Regions from separate parts of the Homo sapiens genome. Here region 1 is linked to region 2. Evidence: read pairs that join two places in POLR2A ChIA-PET (ENCODE). Cell type or tissue: PC-3. All regions are shown on one strand.

Evidence for each region. ChIA-PET counts read pairs that join two places held together with the same protein. Peaks named below come from ENCODE experiments on the same cell type or tissue, not always from the same donor. Only the 100,000 strongest peaks of a DNase experiment are listed, where the experiment ranks them.
Region 1: POLR2A ChIA-PET joins it to region 2 with 14 read pairs; 2 of 35 experiments call an interaction of 5 or more read pairs at or near these places.

Annotation. Positions count from the first base shown.
Region 1 is chr10:34,316,102-34,324,101 of GRCh38, forward strand. It overlaps PARD3 (par-3 family cell polarity regulator), which reads right to left. Exons shown (of 25, transcript NM_001184785.2): 20 at 1,006-1,237. Among named protein-coding and RNA genes, the nearest start is that of LINC02629, 420 kb to the left of the region's middle. In PC-3, no CTCF peak of the experiment used is centred here; a DNase peak (open chromatin) is centred at 3,630; H3K27ac peaks cover 2,645 bases.
Region 2 is chr10:34,488,791-34,496,790 of GRCh38, forward strand. The region is part of intron 3 of PARD3 (par-3 family cell polarity regulator); the gene reads right to left. It also overlaps the pseudogene ELOBP4. Among named protein-coding and RNA genes, the nearest start is that of PARD3, 320 kb to the right of the region's middle. RefSeq lists an enhancer at 3-539. In PC-3, a CTCF peak has its summit at 1,321; DNase peaks (open chromatin) are centred at 1,381 and 3,461; H3K4me3 peaks cover 488 bases; H3K27ac peaks cover 1,917 bases.

The DNA of each region.
Region 1 (8,000 bases), 170 kb before region 2:
TTCACATTTTGCAATTTAAAAAAAAGTTTTTAAAAAGAGGGGATCCATAATGCAGGATAACTACTTTTTGAAAAGTCAAATGGCTGTGCTGTATGTTTTCAATTTTAAACCATCACCTTGATATGTTTAGGGGTTTAATTTATGGAACAATCAAGCAATCTTTATATTTAACATTAAGTGCCTGAATATTATAAATCATCTTAGATGAACTTTTATGGGAGAGTTTCAGTGCAACTTCTGAACAACTTGTCACTTTTATTGTATGGCAATGATTTGTAAAAAATGATATGCTAAGTAATCCTAGAGTATAATTTATGGGCACAAAAACAACTGTCAAGAAACAGCCAGAGACCACATTTAATGAAATCTTTACAGACCGAAGTAATAAGTACTAAATTAATGAACGCAGCTTAATTGAAGCTCTATTTGTAACTTTTTTTATTAGACTTGTTATTAATGAACCTTTAAATGCTACCACTAACTTGAGCTCTATGTTTAAATTTAAATAATGAACCATTGTTCACACACAAAAAAGAACAAACACTGCTTTAATAGCCCTTTGTCTCAATGGGGCTTTCACTCTTATGCATAACTAAGATACAGACATGTCCCTCCTACCTCTCAACAATTATTTACATGGTTGGCAAGATATAATCATTTAGGCTGCTAAAATAGTCTGAAAATAGCTAACATGAAATCCATAACAAAGTAAAAATGAGGTAGGAAAAGATTATACAAGAATTTTGGTTGATCTCAAAGATAATGTTTTCAAATCTGTGCTTTCAGTGCTTTTATTTATTTATTTATTTATTTTAGAGAGAGAATGGAATGATCTGTTGCCCAGGCTGGATTTGGAATCCTGGGCTCCAGCATTCCTCCCAGTTCAGCCTCCCAAGTAGCTGGGATTACAGGTGTGCACTACCGTGTCCAGTTTTTAGTACTTTTTGCTAAGCTCACACTCCTGTATGTTTAAGGAGATTCTGGTTTGGGATGGTAACGACTTACCTGAACATGTCTCCCAAGCCCTTCAGCATTCCCTTCTTGGCTTTCATTTTATCCTTCTCCTTATCTCTATCTTTCTTCTTTTCTTTTCCAGTTTTATCCTTTTTTCTATCAGTCTTATCACCTTTCTCTTGGTTTCCATTCATTTGTCTCTCCAGAGAGTGGGAAGGCTGATCACTGGCTGTGGATACAGACTCTCTCCCTGATCTTGAACTTTCTTCTGTGTCTTCTTCCACTTGGAAGGAAAGAAAAAAAAATAGGGACACAGTGAACCAACGCAACAAAAATAATAAAGCTAAAATACATTCAAGGACTTTACTTTCCCACACTTTTACTGCAGTATGGCCCTGCTAGCAACATGGACTGCAATGCTGTTTAACTTTGAGTAGAATTAAAATGGAACATGTGATGTGGATGCCTCCTACGTGAAGATCGTGTGCCAAGTCAGTAGCAGCAAAACAGCAGCTTCCTGGTGGGATGCTGATGCACCCACAGAAACACCCTCTAAGAATCAGATTGTACACTACTAGGGGGGTGCCAGCAAGACCTTGTTATACAGCGCAGACCTCTAAGGGTCCCGTGTACTATATTTGCAAGATGAAAAGAAAGAAAATAAGCAGGCCTTCCCAAAGTGCTTCCTTTCTTCTTGGGTAAGAATAATGCAGATACACTCTGGCCCCTCATTAATTTGCTGGACTACACCATTCAATGTCAGCACAAGGACTTCTTTCCTTAGGCTCCCAACATATCCTGCTCACACAGAAGAGCAGATTATTTTGGCTTATATCTACAACAGATCTGCACAGCCTCTGTAACTCTTCTTTGCATAAGGCCAACATCAGAAGTAAATGCTACTATATATTCTAATCCTAAACAATCTTGCATGCCTATCTGCATCATGGCGGCTGAACAGAGGTAGAGGGAGCCATGAAAATGAGTAAATCAATAAGTGCACTTCTCTGGACTTTGCAGATAAAAGATCTGCTTAGTGATAACAATATTCCATTCCTTGAACCAACACTTCGTAAGCACATGGTCCAAGGGCACTTCAATACCCCAAACTTTTTGCAGTTGAAAGAACGACAAGTAACTGAAGTAAGTCTCCCCCTACCAAAAGAGCTTAAACATTTCTCTATTAAATAAGAAGCAGAGAGACACGTATGAACATCCACTCTCAGAAATCTTTCTTTCGAGACTGGTCACCTAAGGTTCTCCTCCAAATACAATGAGAATTATAGGGGGCCATAAGGTTAATTACTCCGTGAATTCTTAAGTCATTTTTCTTTTTCCAGCATCAACAAAGAAAGTATAGATCATTATTTCTGAGTTTCTTATAACAAAGAGCCAAACAGAATGGTTCGGCCTCTTCCCAAACTTTTGCAAAGAACTGACCTCCAAATCAAGTTAATATATCCTCAGTAAAATTCAGTCCTTCCTCTCTACCAGCAAGGAGCACTTTCAATAGCAATACACAATTATCGTGGGTATAATAAGACCAGCTAAAAGGGTCCCAATATCTTAGATTTCTGCTATTAAACCCTCACAAATCTGAAAAGAGACTATCAAATGGTGGTATAGCTACGCCCAAGTAACACAGTTGTGTTTTTTTGTTAAAAAGCCAGCTATTTATCATAATGCAAAAAACAAAGCTCAGAATTTTTTTATTTTTTTTATTTTTTTGAGGCTGAGTCTCGCTCTGTCGCCCAGGCTGGAGTGCAGTGGTGTGATCTCGACTCACTGCAACCTCCGCCTCCTGGGTTCAAGCCATTCTCCTGCCTCAGCCTCCCGAGTAGCTGGGATTACAGGCGCCCACCACCACGCCCAGCTAATTTTTTGTATTTTTAGTAGTTTTGTATTTTTAGTAGTAGAGTTTCACTATGTTGGCCAGGCTGGTCTTGAGCTCCTGACCTCGTGATCTCCCCGCCTCGGCCTCCCAAAGTGCTGGGATTACAGGAGTGAGCCACTGCACCCAGACTTTTTTTTTTTTTTTTTTTTCTTCTTCTTGAGACGGAGTTTCACTCTGTCACCAGGCTGGAGTACAGTGGTGTGATCTTGGCTCACTGCAATCTCCACCTCCCGGGTTCATGTGATTCTCCTGCCTCAGCCCCCCAAGTAGCTGGGACTACAGGCACACGCCACCACACCCAGCTAATTTTTGTATTTTTAGTAGAGATAGGAATTCACCATGTTGGCCAGGATGGTCTCGATCTCTTGACCTCATGATCCACCAGCCTCTCCTCCCAAAGTGCTGGGATTACAGGGGTGAGTCACACCCAGCCCAAGCATATAAATGACTTCAGAAACGTTAGCCTTCCTCTGAACTGCGAGTTATCTCATTGTAAGCCATTGTCTTCCTCCAAAGGACATGGTGGCTTTTAAGAAAATTTGCTCCTTTTCCTCGCTATTAAGATATAAATAGTAATTGTGCACGTTTATTAGAAGAAGCCAGTTACAACTAGAAGGACATAGTGAAAATCCATAATCTTACAAATAATACTGAGTTCAGGCTATAATTTTTTGTGGTGTACACAGAGCAGGGAAAGAATATCCTGGCAGTTGGCCCAAGGGCTTACTAATTATGTGCAGCCTTTTCAAATGAGAGCTCCCCCAAAGAATGTAAACATAGCTCAAGCAGGGCTGTAGTGTGTTGCTTAATGCCCTTGAACATGGCTGTGTTCTATCTGCTTGTGAACCAGTACTTCAGGTTTTTGAGATATGGGTGTGGCCACAAATGTGAGATAATTGACCAAATAATTACAGAACAATTCCCAGAAGTTCTCTGGAGCTATAAAAACCTAGGTCTATTGGTATACTCAAACTAGATAAATGGAAGCTAGTGAATTTTGTATAATTCCTGCATGGAAACCTCCTTTCACCTATACTTCCAAAGCTCTTTATTTGTACAATCTTTTATTATTGCACTTCTCATATGATATCACATACATGTCTCCCTCCCATTCTCTAAGCTCCTCAAATGAAGACTGTGGGGCAAACAGCAGCTGCTCATAAATGGCTGCATAAATGAAAGACTTTTGGTAAAAACTGACTTGTGACTTTATCCTGACCAAAACTTTATCTAATCGCCAGGTATCACCATTCCTCTAGCTTTAGAAAAATGCTTACTGTTCTCTCATCAAGCCTGACAAGACTAGCCACAATCTGACTACAGTAACACTAGGTAGGAATGCTCATGATATTTGGTTTAGCTCTAATTAGTTTCTGGTATATTTTCATGCTATTATTGTTAGTGCTGTATGCATCATTTAATAGATTTTACGACCCTCTACAATGTCTGAAACTATAAACAGAAAAATGAGCTCAATAAATGTAAATGATTTAGTCTTCCACAGCAACCATTATCATAAATCATGAATGGAACTATCAGTAGCGATTCTGTTAGTTTTCTGCCTAATAGTTTTGGCAGAAGTTCAAGGGGCATATGTCGGCTCTTGGCTTGGGAACAGAATAATGGCAGTGCCTTCACAACTCACTATATGCTGAAGTCACGTTTGTTGCCAATTCTTTTCATATTCAAAATAATTTTCTGGTGTATGTAACACAACTTATTTTCTAAAGTATGTGAAATAAAGTAGTATGAAATCAATTATTAGCTTCAGGTTTTGTAACCTCATTTTATAAAATTAAAAGTCCTACCTCTGTTTCCTGCCCCAAGCCAGTGGACTGTTTAAAATGACACTTGCACATTGGAGGATTCTTTATGCTTGTTCTGAACATTCTAAATTAGATAATACATTATCACAGAAACTCTTCTGGGGGTGTACTGATTTAACTAATCCCTTTGAATGCCAACTAATTAAAAATATTTAGCAATATGTAGCTTCATATGTACAAACATAAGATGTTCTTTTAAAGTACTGAATTATATATACTTCAAATTCTGAAATTATTTGATAGAGAAAAATCTTTATCCTGCTCCTATGCAGAAATATTGTAGTTTCAAAAGCTCAAATAAATTGGTTACACATGCTTAATTTTTGAAAAAAATATACATATTCAAAGTCACTGATGTACTAGTCAGATTTTAGGTTTTAAAATAAATCTGTACATTTAATACTAGCTTTATAATTAGGTACATAAAATATCTTTATTCCCTTAAACGAACATGCATATAAACAATTTTTCAAGTAAGAAAAGTACTAGTAATATATCAGCAATAAATGGCTTGATCTATTGTGTTCATACAGCAAATTACAAGGTAAGAACTAATCATAAATTTACATTTAGATAATGTACTATTTTAAGTGCTATATACATTTCTTGATTTTTTTCTCTTTAATTTTGCTCATTTTGACAGACTATTTGCTTTCCTTTTGCAGATACCCTACACAAAGAGCGATGATTATCTCCTTCCAAACAAATAGAAATTTCCATTTTTGACAACATTTCTGCCTGTTTAAACCTGCTCTATGCACTGAACTATCAGCTATGTTTCCATGTGATTACCTATAAAGATAGGCACTTTCAAGTTTCTTTTTTTAAAGAAGGTGTAGCATGAAGCTGCTTATTTCTCTTTAATGTGGCAGAGTCATTCTGCAATTAAGACATACCTAATTACCATGTTTTCAACAGATGCAAATGGAGCTCAATTAAAATTCTAGTCCATGTTACAAATTAAGGCACTCAACTCTGAAAGGTATCATGTTAGGACTGGATCACCAACAAGTTTGGAAAAGATCGGGCATTTACGTGTTAATGATGATGGAGAAAATGACTTTGGGTTTTCATTGAAGTGCAAAGTTCTGCAGCTACTGCCATAAATAATCTATTTCTATCTAAACTTTACAAACATTTTACAGTCAAGGTTGACTCAAAGCCTCAAGGTCATTAGAGTCTATTTCCCCCCCCCATTGAGAAGTGATGCTACTGTTGATACTATAATTTCTGTTGGCCGCTTATCCAAAATCCATTTCTCCCTTTATTCTTCCTAATAGAACTCTGTGTCCAGGAATGCAACCTAGCTCCAAGGGGTGAATTCATTATTAAGTTTATGGATGCCATACCCCTGCAGACTTGCCAGTCCAAGGTTATCAGACCAAGAATGGCCCCGTTGGACTCAATGGACATATCCATGCTTAGGGAGAGGGCTCATTCCCTTCTGTTAGACAGCAATAAGACAGTAAAAGGCCTCTGAGCCCTAAAATTACCCTATGGATAGCTGAATTATGGAATTATTTTGTGGGTAGCTGACTCATGGATAGCAGAGCAGAAGGGGCAGAAAAATGTTGGGTCTTTGGAGAAATCTCTCTGAAGAACTCTAGAACTCAAGTTATGTAGGAAAATGTATTTCCTTATTGTTTGAGTTGGTCTGAGTTGCACTTTCTATTACATATAGCTGAAAGCATCCTAAAAGGTACACTGCATAAAGCAAGTGTTAGAGCAACTGTGGAATATCTATTGTGTTATTTGTCTTAAGTGTATAATTTAGCAGTAAATATCATTTTAGGTAGCTTTGGCAATTTTACTAGATTTAAATAATTTGTTTAGATTTGCTACTAGATTAAAATGAATTGTTCAATGGGTATAAATAGAGATATACAAAACGAAAATATCATAGTATTACTTTGTATTTAAAACTCAACAATACTCTCCTCTGAGGGAGAGGCCCCAAGAAGCATCATTAAATACTCACTGAGCAATTAAATGAAGGACTGAATAAGCAGCCAACAATATGAAGAACTGCCCTTTGTTGCACCCATTTAACTATGAACTACCTTAGAATTAGGAATACTTAGTAATAGGAACACAGATACTTGAGCAATTTACAATTTATATTGAAAGATAAAGGATGAAATGTAAAAATTCTACACAGGGTGACTCAGTCTTCACAAGCTATATTCTTAAAACAAAACTTTTAAGTTAAAATGAGACATTCAAAATAGAAAATTTCACTGGATTTAGTAAATCCACTGACCACTACCAATTTCTGTTAGTGTTAGGTAAAAAGATAATACAACTAAATGAGGACTGGACTTTCAGTCGCTGCAAACTCCTGCATAGGAATCAAGAACGCTGGGGACATAAATATTGTTTTTATTTCTTATTTTGGTGGAACACTTTGACTTTGGAAGAGAAAGAAAGATGTAGGAAATGAACAGCTAGTGATACACAGATGGTGTCGAATAACATGATCTGCTCTTCTGGACTCTGACTTTTAACATTAGAATGATGAGCTCTTGGCAACAGAAAAACTTAGCTTTTCCTGAAAACCAAAAAAAGGAAACCACACACACACAAAGCTGGCATGAAACAGGAAGACTTTAGAGCTTTTAGACTAATACATGGGGTGAGAATAATAACTGATATGATGAAGACTGTGAGGAGGTAAAAAAGCTATGAAGGAATCAGGTGACATTTATTAGTGGTATTGTAGAGTGGTTTCAGCAACTGGGAGAAAGTTCAAATAGATGACTCCTCAGACACTCTACTCTAAAAATAGCTCTATTTCATTTTTAAAAAACCTTTCAATATATGTGGGTGAAGGAAGAAAAACAATAGGATCACTCTTTTAAAGAGTTATTACCAAAAACCTTTCTTCACTTTTACTTGACATTCTAAACTTCTCTTTAACCCATCCCCCTCAAATGAAGCAGGTAAAATGCTCCCACAGATAATGGTAGAATGTCACCTCCATTATCCCTCCCTTCCCTAGACAATGTTGCAGAGCAGGCACAATGAGGGTCACACCCTCAATTTTCTGAACCTTCGCAAATTCGCTTTTAGTGTCCAACTGATTTTAACATTCAAATGACGGCCCACAGTGGATGCTGTTTTCTGTCCATGGGGACAATTTAAAATGAAGCTGAAGGCTTTTTAAAAACCAATTCTGACCGAAAGGGCTGGCTACACAATCGAAATGACAGCATTCCTAACCCTACAGTTGGAATTGCCACTGAGAATTTTATTTTAATCAAGGAGTGAGCTTAACGTACACAACGTCTGTTTGAACAACATACAAACTATTATTTATGGTCAAAGAA
Region 2 (8,000 bases):
CGACGATGCACTTCAACTCAAACACCATGCTAGACACCCTGGCATCTGTGAAGATGGTGATGCAGTGGCACTTGATCATGAGGAACACGCTATCTCTGTGGCCACCTCTCCCTTCAGCACACATGCACGGCCATGTTCTGCCGGGTTCCCAGCAGCCAGCGCCCACAGCCCAGCATGCCATGCGCATGGCCCCGCCGCTTGCCCGCCCCACTAAAAGCTTTCTAAGGAGGTTTACAAAGTCTTTCTTCCAAAGACAAATATCTACAGCTGGGCGCAATGGTTCAAGCCTGTAATCTCAGAACTTTGGGAGGCTGAAGTGGGAAGATCATGTGATGTCAGGAGTTCTAGACCAGCCTGGCCAAGATGGTGAAACCCTGTCTCTACTAAAAATACAAAAATTAGTTGGGCGTGGTGGTGCATGCCTGTAGTCTCAGCTACTAGGGAGGCTGAGGCAGGAGGCAGAAGAATCGTTTGAACTGGAAGGCCAATAATCCCTCCAGGATGTTCCATTCTGGTGAGGACAGGACAAAGCATACACATGTGAACACAGACTACGCCACGAAGAGATCAGTGCTAGGAACAAAAATGAAGTAAAGGATCGGATGCTGCCGGAAGTTGAAAAGCTTTATTTTCTACAGGGGGAGTATGACGGAAGCACTTTAAAAACATTCAAATGGCTCATTATCCACTTCTCTGTCTTAACTGTTCCAGTTTCAAATTAATTCCTTACCACACAACCCTGTACACACTGGCGATTAATAAAGCCATTTGGCACCAACTGGTTGCTCCAAGGCAGCAATAAGACTTCATGGCTCTGAAACATATGGCTGCGTGTCTGTTTATATTACCTTCAAAGTGCAGAGATCTTTCATAGCTAATCTAAACCATTCATTCTCCTCCTTAAGGAAAGAGTAATGTAAAAGTAAACATGCCTTGATCATTTATAATGAGCCAATTAAGTCTGTAATCACTAACATTTGTTGAGCATTCACTATGGGTTATGTATATGCTAAGAACCTTAATGTCATGACTGATCAAATCCTCAGAATAAGGCTATAAAATAGGTTCTATTATTATTCCCATTTTATAGGTATTCCTATTTTACAGGTATGAAGACTTGGTGTTACAGAGATAAGATATCCTGGCAAAAGTTAATCTAACAATAATTAGTGGAGATAAAAATCCAAGCCTCAGTCGTCAAGCCACAGAAAACATGCTCCTATCCAGTATGCATGAAATCCAGGAACACCAAGAACTGAAAGAAAGACTCTCTGGTTTATTTGCACCTTTCTCACCTACATCTACCATCACTGCCATCACACGGTAGGAGTGCAGTAAATGCACATTAGCTGAACTCAACCACACTGCAAGTCAGAGCTGGAAGAAAAGACACTATTCATTAGACAATGACTCATCTCATGCTTGGATCTTGTAATCATTCTTCACAGGGAAAAAGAAAGACCATGAAAAACATTTTAAGAATGAAATAAGTTCCCTTTAGCTAAGACGAGCAAACAGAAAATTCATCACAATTTATTTTATTATTAGGGGATTTGTGAGAAGAAATGGGGAGTGGTACATTGAAGGAAGGGCACATTACAGAGAGAGAGAGAGAGAGACAGAGGGAGAGGGTGTGTGTACACAAAACAAAATGCTCGTGCTTCATATCTATGTCAGAACATTTACTGGGATTAACAGAAATGCGTTGGGTGCCCTTAATCTATACATTCACAAAGTATGTCACTAACATCTTTGCCTCCCGAAAGTGCTGGGATTACAGGCATGAGCCACCACGCCCAGCCTGTCAATATAGTCTTGTGTATTTTCACCAAAAGAGTCTTCCCAGTCAAATGTTTAGTCAATTTAAGATAATATACTTAGCACTCAGTACAGACTAACTCTTTCTTACATATACTGTTCCTATACTAACCTCAACAAAAAGTGGAAAATCCAGGGCAGTACTTAAGACCTCCCCATCCAAACGTCACACTTGTTTGTATACTCTTTGAGTTATATATGTGGTTCTAACACTTCACCAGTCATTAAAATGACGTGGGAATACTCTGTAAAATGCTGGTTCCAGGATCCCCATCAGAAATACTGAAAATTTGGTCTAGGAAGAAGCCCAGGAATTACTTTCACAAGCTCTTCAGGTCATTGTAACATGCAGCCAAGACAGCTCTAGAAGAGAATTATTGCTCTAGAAGAGACAGCATTGCATATCAGCCCTAAGGGACCTCATGAAAAATACAGATTCTGAATGAATAGGTCTGGATGGGGCCTGAGACTCTGCATTTCCATCAAGTCCCCAGACGATGGAGTCACTAGCCACACCGGCTATTTAGATTCAGCTCCTCAGTTACCCTTGCCTCATTTCAAGGGCTCTACAGCTTCATGGAGTCAGTGGTCACAGGATCATCCAAAAACACATCTCTCTGAAATTTTTTTAGTATTAAGCAATGTAATTAATTTTTTAGTATTAAGCAAGGACACTGAATTTAGCTAAAGTATAATTAAATAACCATTAACTATATACTCTCAGTTCTATCAACTCAGAAAAGATCTGAGGGATTTCCACTACTTCTTTCTAACTTTAATTTGAAAAAGTTATATAGAAATAATTGTTTTTCTACTTATCAAACATAGGGCAAAATAATCTGCATTTTCTAACACCTCTTTGAATTTTTTCATGAAATATGTTTATGTTTGTCCCTCTTGGGAATGATAACACATGCACATGACTCCCCAAGGAAGTAAACAAATTTACAGAAGCATTTTTTTATTAAAGTGCTATATTTAGAACTAGCTCACTGTGACAATTCAAATCCTATTGCAAATTTGTATACAAAACAGGAAGTTTCAATAATAATCAAGGAAAACAATAATTCTCTATTTAGCATTTTAAGAAAACCAAACAAATGCTTGGCTGCTTTTTAATTGAGGAGATAAAGCACTTTAATATTGATAAAATGTTTCTGTTATTTAAGTAGCACTTTTACAACTCTAAAGCCAAGAACTTTATCCATAACTTTGCCAGTCTGTCAGACAACCAGGCAAACAGAATTCAACCCAGTCGTGGTTTCCTAGGCAACAAGCACAGATAGAACCACTGGGGGGAAAAAAAATGAAAACAAGAAAAAGCATCGCAGCATTTCCAGTAGGCTTAAGAAATGCATTTTAATTGTCAAAATGTCACAGACAACAATATTGAAAATCATTTCCTTGGAAATGATTCAAAGCAGAATGCCATTTTCATTACAGCAAACGAGGTGTGGAAAAAGAGAAAAATTAGATTCCCTTCCTTTGCTCTGAATTAAGTAGGGATGGTGATCAATCTTATTTGATTTTACAAAATGTATCTACATTAGTACGGATTTCTAATATGCCTCGTTAGTTTTCTCTGCAAACATTACCATACATTGAATCAACATAAAAAGAAGAGTCATCCAGGATGACGGGCTAGCACAGGACGAAGCATGTGGCTGAAGATCATCTGCTGCAAAGACAGGCTCGCACCTGCTCAGGTCTTAATTCACAGGGTAAACCACACACTTCAAAACACCGATTCAAACAGAACAAGGCTGTCCACATTCACGCATGGCTCTAGTTTCCTCATCTATAACAAAAAGGGCTTACCTTCTATCTTAAAAACTTCTGTCCCTAACAGCTTTTGATTTTTGGAAATAAAATATAGAAGGGCTGTTCTGTCTAGAAAGATTGCTTACAAAATAAATACTATATTCTAAAGCATTTTAAAACTTTTTCTTTATAGGACCTAAATATTGACAGTTAACCTTTAGAAAATAATATTTGAAATGTCCTACCACATGGCTATTAAAATGTCTAAATTTTACACCAGCTTTTGTAACCCTGATGGCATTTACTCTTATATCCTGATCAGAAACATTTACTTGGATTAACAGAAATGTGTTGGGTACCCTTAATCTACACTTTCACACGATATGTCACTATAATCTTGTGAAATCATCTGTATTTTCTTCCAAAGAATCTTTTCAGTCAAACACTTAGTCAATTTAGAAACTTAGGTCGAATCGATTAAGTAATTCAGTCAAAACTACCAATATAGTAGCTGCAGGCAAATATCGCTAAAGCGTTTTTCTGATAATTCACCTCTCAATGATTGGAAAATGAGGGAATGAATAGCAAAATGGGAATTCCAAGAACGAAAGTGTTTACCATTTTTTCTGTCTACCTTGTATATCCACAAAGCAAGATTAATGTATTATAATTCATTTTTCTGAGCCAACCACCTGCCACTGAACTTCATTAGATCAATGTTAATGCCTTAGTCAATCAGTTGCACTACTGGAGTGGTGTTGAGTATCTGGCTGCATTTGTGCATATTTCCCTCTGTGATACATACTTCTCCTCATATAAAAGCTAGTACAATGCAAGACATGCAAGTTATAAAAGAATAAGTTGATAATGCAAAGCAAAGTAAATGCCCAAAAATGGAAGCACATGCATACATTACCTTATTCCAATGTCTTCAATCAATTCAAAAAAATGTGACCTGTCTGCGTGTGGCACAGGGGATCTCTACTCCTGGCTCCTACCATTGCATGAGAGAGAATTATTAAATTTTCAGGAATTTCTGAGAGTTGATGGTTAAATAAAATTATTAAAAATTATAATACAGGCCAGGCATGGTGGCTCATGCCTGTAATCTCAGCATTTTGGGAGGCCACGGCAGGCGGATCACCTGAGGTCAGGAGTTCCAGACCAGCCTGGCTAACATGGTAAAACCCCATCTCTATTAAAAATACAAAAATTAGCTGGCTGTGGTGACAGGCACCTGTAATTCCAGCTACTCGGGAGGCTGAAGCAGTAGAATCACTTGAACCTGGGAGGCGGAGACTGCAGTGATCCAAGATAGTGCCATTGCACTCTAACCTGGGCGACAAAAGCGAAACTCTGTCTCAAAAAAAAAAGAAAAAAAAGAAAAGAAAATTATAGTACATAAACTTCCAACTAAACTATATTAAAACAAAGATAATACTCAAAAATCTTCACGTTCGAATTATTTTACTATATTTTATTAGTATCTACACACATGATGCACCTTCTCCATCTATTATCATGGAAATACCATATTACAGTTTGCTACCATGCATCTCATCCCAACTCAACATTCAGTGACATCAATTTGGTAGCCTGAATCTGGCCATAATACTCATATTTACACCATGGAAATGGGAAAATGTGACAAAGCCAGGTTTCTGCGGTTTTCAGAGAGCCGGCTATTAAACATTTCCCAACACAGCAGTGGATCTAGAGAACCCACACAAATTCCCTACTCTCCCGTAGTCACCAAAAATACACAGCACTACAGGATTATGTAGCAACTCTATGGAATCCGGAAACACCTACTGAAGAAACTGTTACTTGACCAGATGCCTATGGCATAAGTAAGGCTAGACAGGAGAGCACCAAAGAGAAGTTTTACCAGACAAAGGGAAAAGAGAGTGCCTAGAGTTAAGCAGGAAGAAGACTCATCCAAGAAATTCAGAGGCCCAGCGTGCTAGTCATGAGGTAGAAGAGACAAGGCTGCAAAGACACAAAACAATTCTTATACACTTGAACAAAACATACCAGTATTCTTAACCGTACTGGGAAGCTGCTGAAGGTTTTTAAGCATGGAGGTAGAAGGAAGAGAGATGTGAATTACTAAACGATCACTTGACTAAACTGGAGAATGGATCAAAAGACTGCCCAAGAAAAGATGCAGAAAAAGTGACCAGAAAGCAGGTCCAGTGCCTCCAAACTTTCTTGATAACATAGCCCTGTTAGGAAAATCTTTCTGAGCATGCAGCTGTATAGGACTTTTATTTAATGATCATTTAAATGCTCAATTCCACTAATACAAACATTATTAAACATATACAAGGAATAGGAAATTTTACAATGTGAGATAATAAAATACAGATATGTTAAGTCCTGATATTTTTTTAATAATTGTTGTTCCCCTAATCCCCATGTTGATCAAAGGTCCCCATTTGTTTTCCATGCCTCAATGGTTCTGCATCACACTTCACAGATCACTGATGAAGCCAGCTTTGGGAGATGAAATGTAGGATGCACTGGTAACAGGATTGATAAGGTCTGCAAAGCTGGAGCCAATTCCACTGTCAGGGAAGACCAAGCTCATGCTCAGACATTCCACACTAGGAAAAACCTCTTCAAAACTTAGCACCATGACTGTGACCAATTTCCAGCCCCCCAACCCAATTTGCCTACTGAAGACAACACAATGGTTGAGCCCAATTTCCTGGCACTCAATTTCGCAGGGGGCAAAAGAAAATGTTAAACTCATTGAGATACCATTGCTTCCTAACTATCTGTACCCATAAACAAAAAAAGCAAAAAAAAAACAAACAAAAACCCACAACTCAACACAAGCACAGTGGTCACTGTGTTCTGGCATCCTACTGCAGACAAGCAGATCTGCCCATCATTGCTTCTGACACCTGCCAAGTAAGACCTCATCCAACACACAGTCACAGTGCCCACAGAAACGTCAGGCTACAGTTCTGTAAGAAGTTCATCAGAGTCCAAATAAAGGAAAATCTGAATTGGCAAGGAGAACCCACATTTATTGGTACCCTTGGAAAGATTAATCACTCGGATAATCAAGGGTAGACTCACTACATTTTCAGACATAGCTGTGAAAACTGAATTTAGAGCCAGCGTGCTCCTGATGTTAACTTACTTTAAGCATTTGCAAAATAAAAGCAATAATTCCAAATAGTGGTCTCTGAATACCCTTTCCCATTAATAGGGGCAAGGCTACTTTGAGAAATGACTGATTCCAGGTATGGGGCAGAAAATATATTAGAAGAGCATGAAACACACTGTCACAGCAGAAAGTGAGGATGCTGCTACCAACAGCTCTCAGGAGTCAGCTTAGAGGGGTCTGGTTATTCAAATGTGGGGCAACTGAAACATCAGTAAGAAGAATAATGCAACCGGCTGCAGTAATAACTATGTTGATGTTTGTGAGTTCTTAATGATATCTTTTAAAAAGAAAAAAAAAAAAAACAGTAAACATGAACCGTGAGGATGTGGCCCCAGAAAACCAACTTATTTTTTCTGAAACCAATAAAGGAAGAGGCTAGCCATGGTGGCTCATGCCTGTAATACCAGCACTTTGGGAAGCTAAGGTGGGTGGATCACTTGAGCTCAGGAGTTTGAGACCAGCCTGGGCAATATGGCAAAACCCTGTCTCTGCAAAAATACAAATATTAGCTGGGCATGGTGGTGTGCGCCTGTAGTCCCAGCTACTTGGGAGGTTAAGATGGGAGGATGCTTGAGCCCAGGAGGTCTTGGCAGCGAGCCAAGATTGCATCACTGCACTGGGTGTCCAGCCTAGGTGACAGAGTAAAACCATGTCTCAAAAGGGAAGAAGAAGAAAAAAAAAAAAGAAACAAAAACAAAACTGATAAAGAAACAGATGAAATTAAGCATTTGGCCTACACTTTCCATATGAACTGTATACCTCAGAGTAACTGGCAAGAATAGCTGAGAAGGAAAAGTTTCTGTTTATAGAAATATTCCCCTACTAAATAAAGGAATTACAGTAATAACAGGTAGACAGATAAAAGATCCAGGTAATAATTACCAGGGGCTGCTCACAAAATGATGAACAACCACACTGTCCCCATCTGCTGATGGAACCATACAACAATGCCTGGAGATAATATTATTACAAATTGAAATCGGAGTTATATTAAGACTCTACATCCACCTATCAGTTTATAAGAAACACCGAGGTTATAGAACATGGTAGATACCACAGGGATGGATTCAGCGAAGTCAAGACAGGAGGAAGCTGCAGGAGAAAGCAAGCCCAATTTCAACGAAGAAACTGAAACACATGCACAGGGGTCAGGCAGGAGGAACAACCTATAGACTAAAAGAATCCGAAGAGATATATCAATCAAATGTAAGGTGTGGATTTCGTGTGGATTCTAAACCAGCCA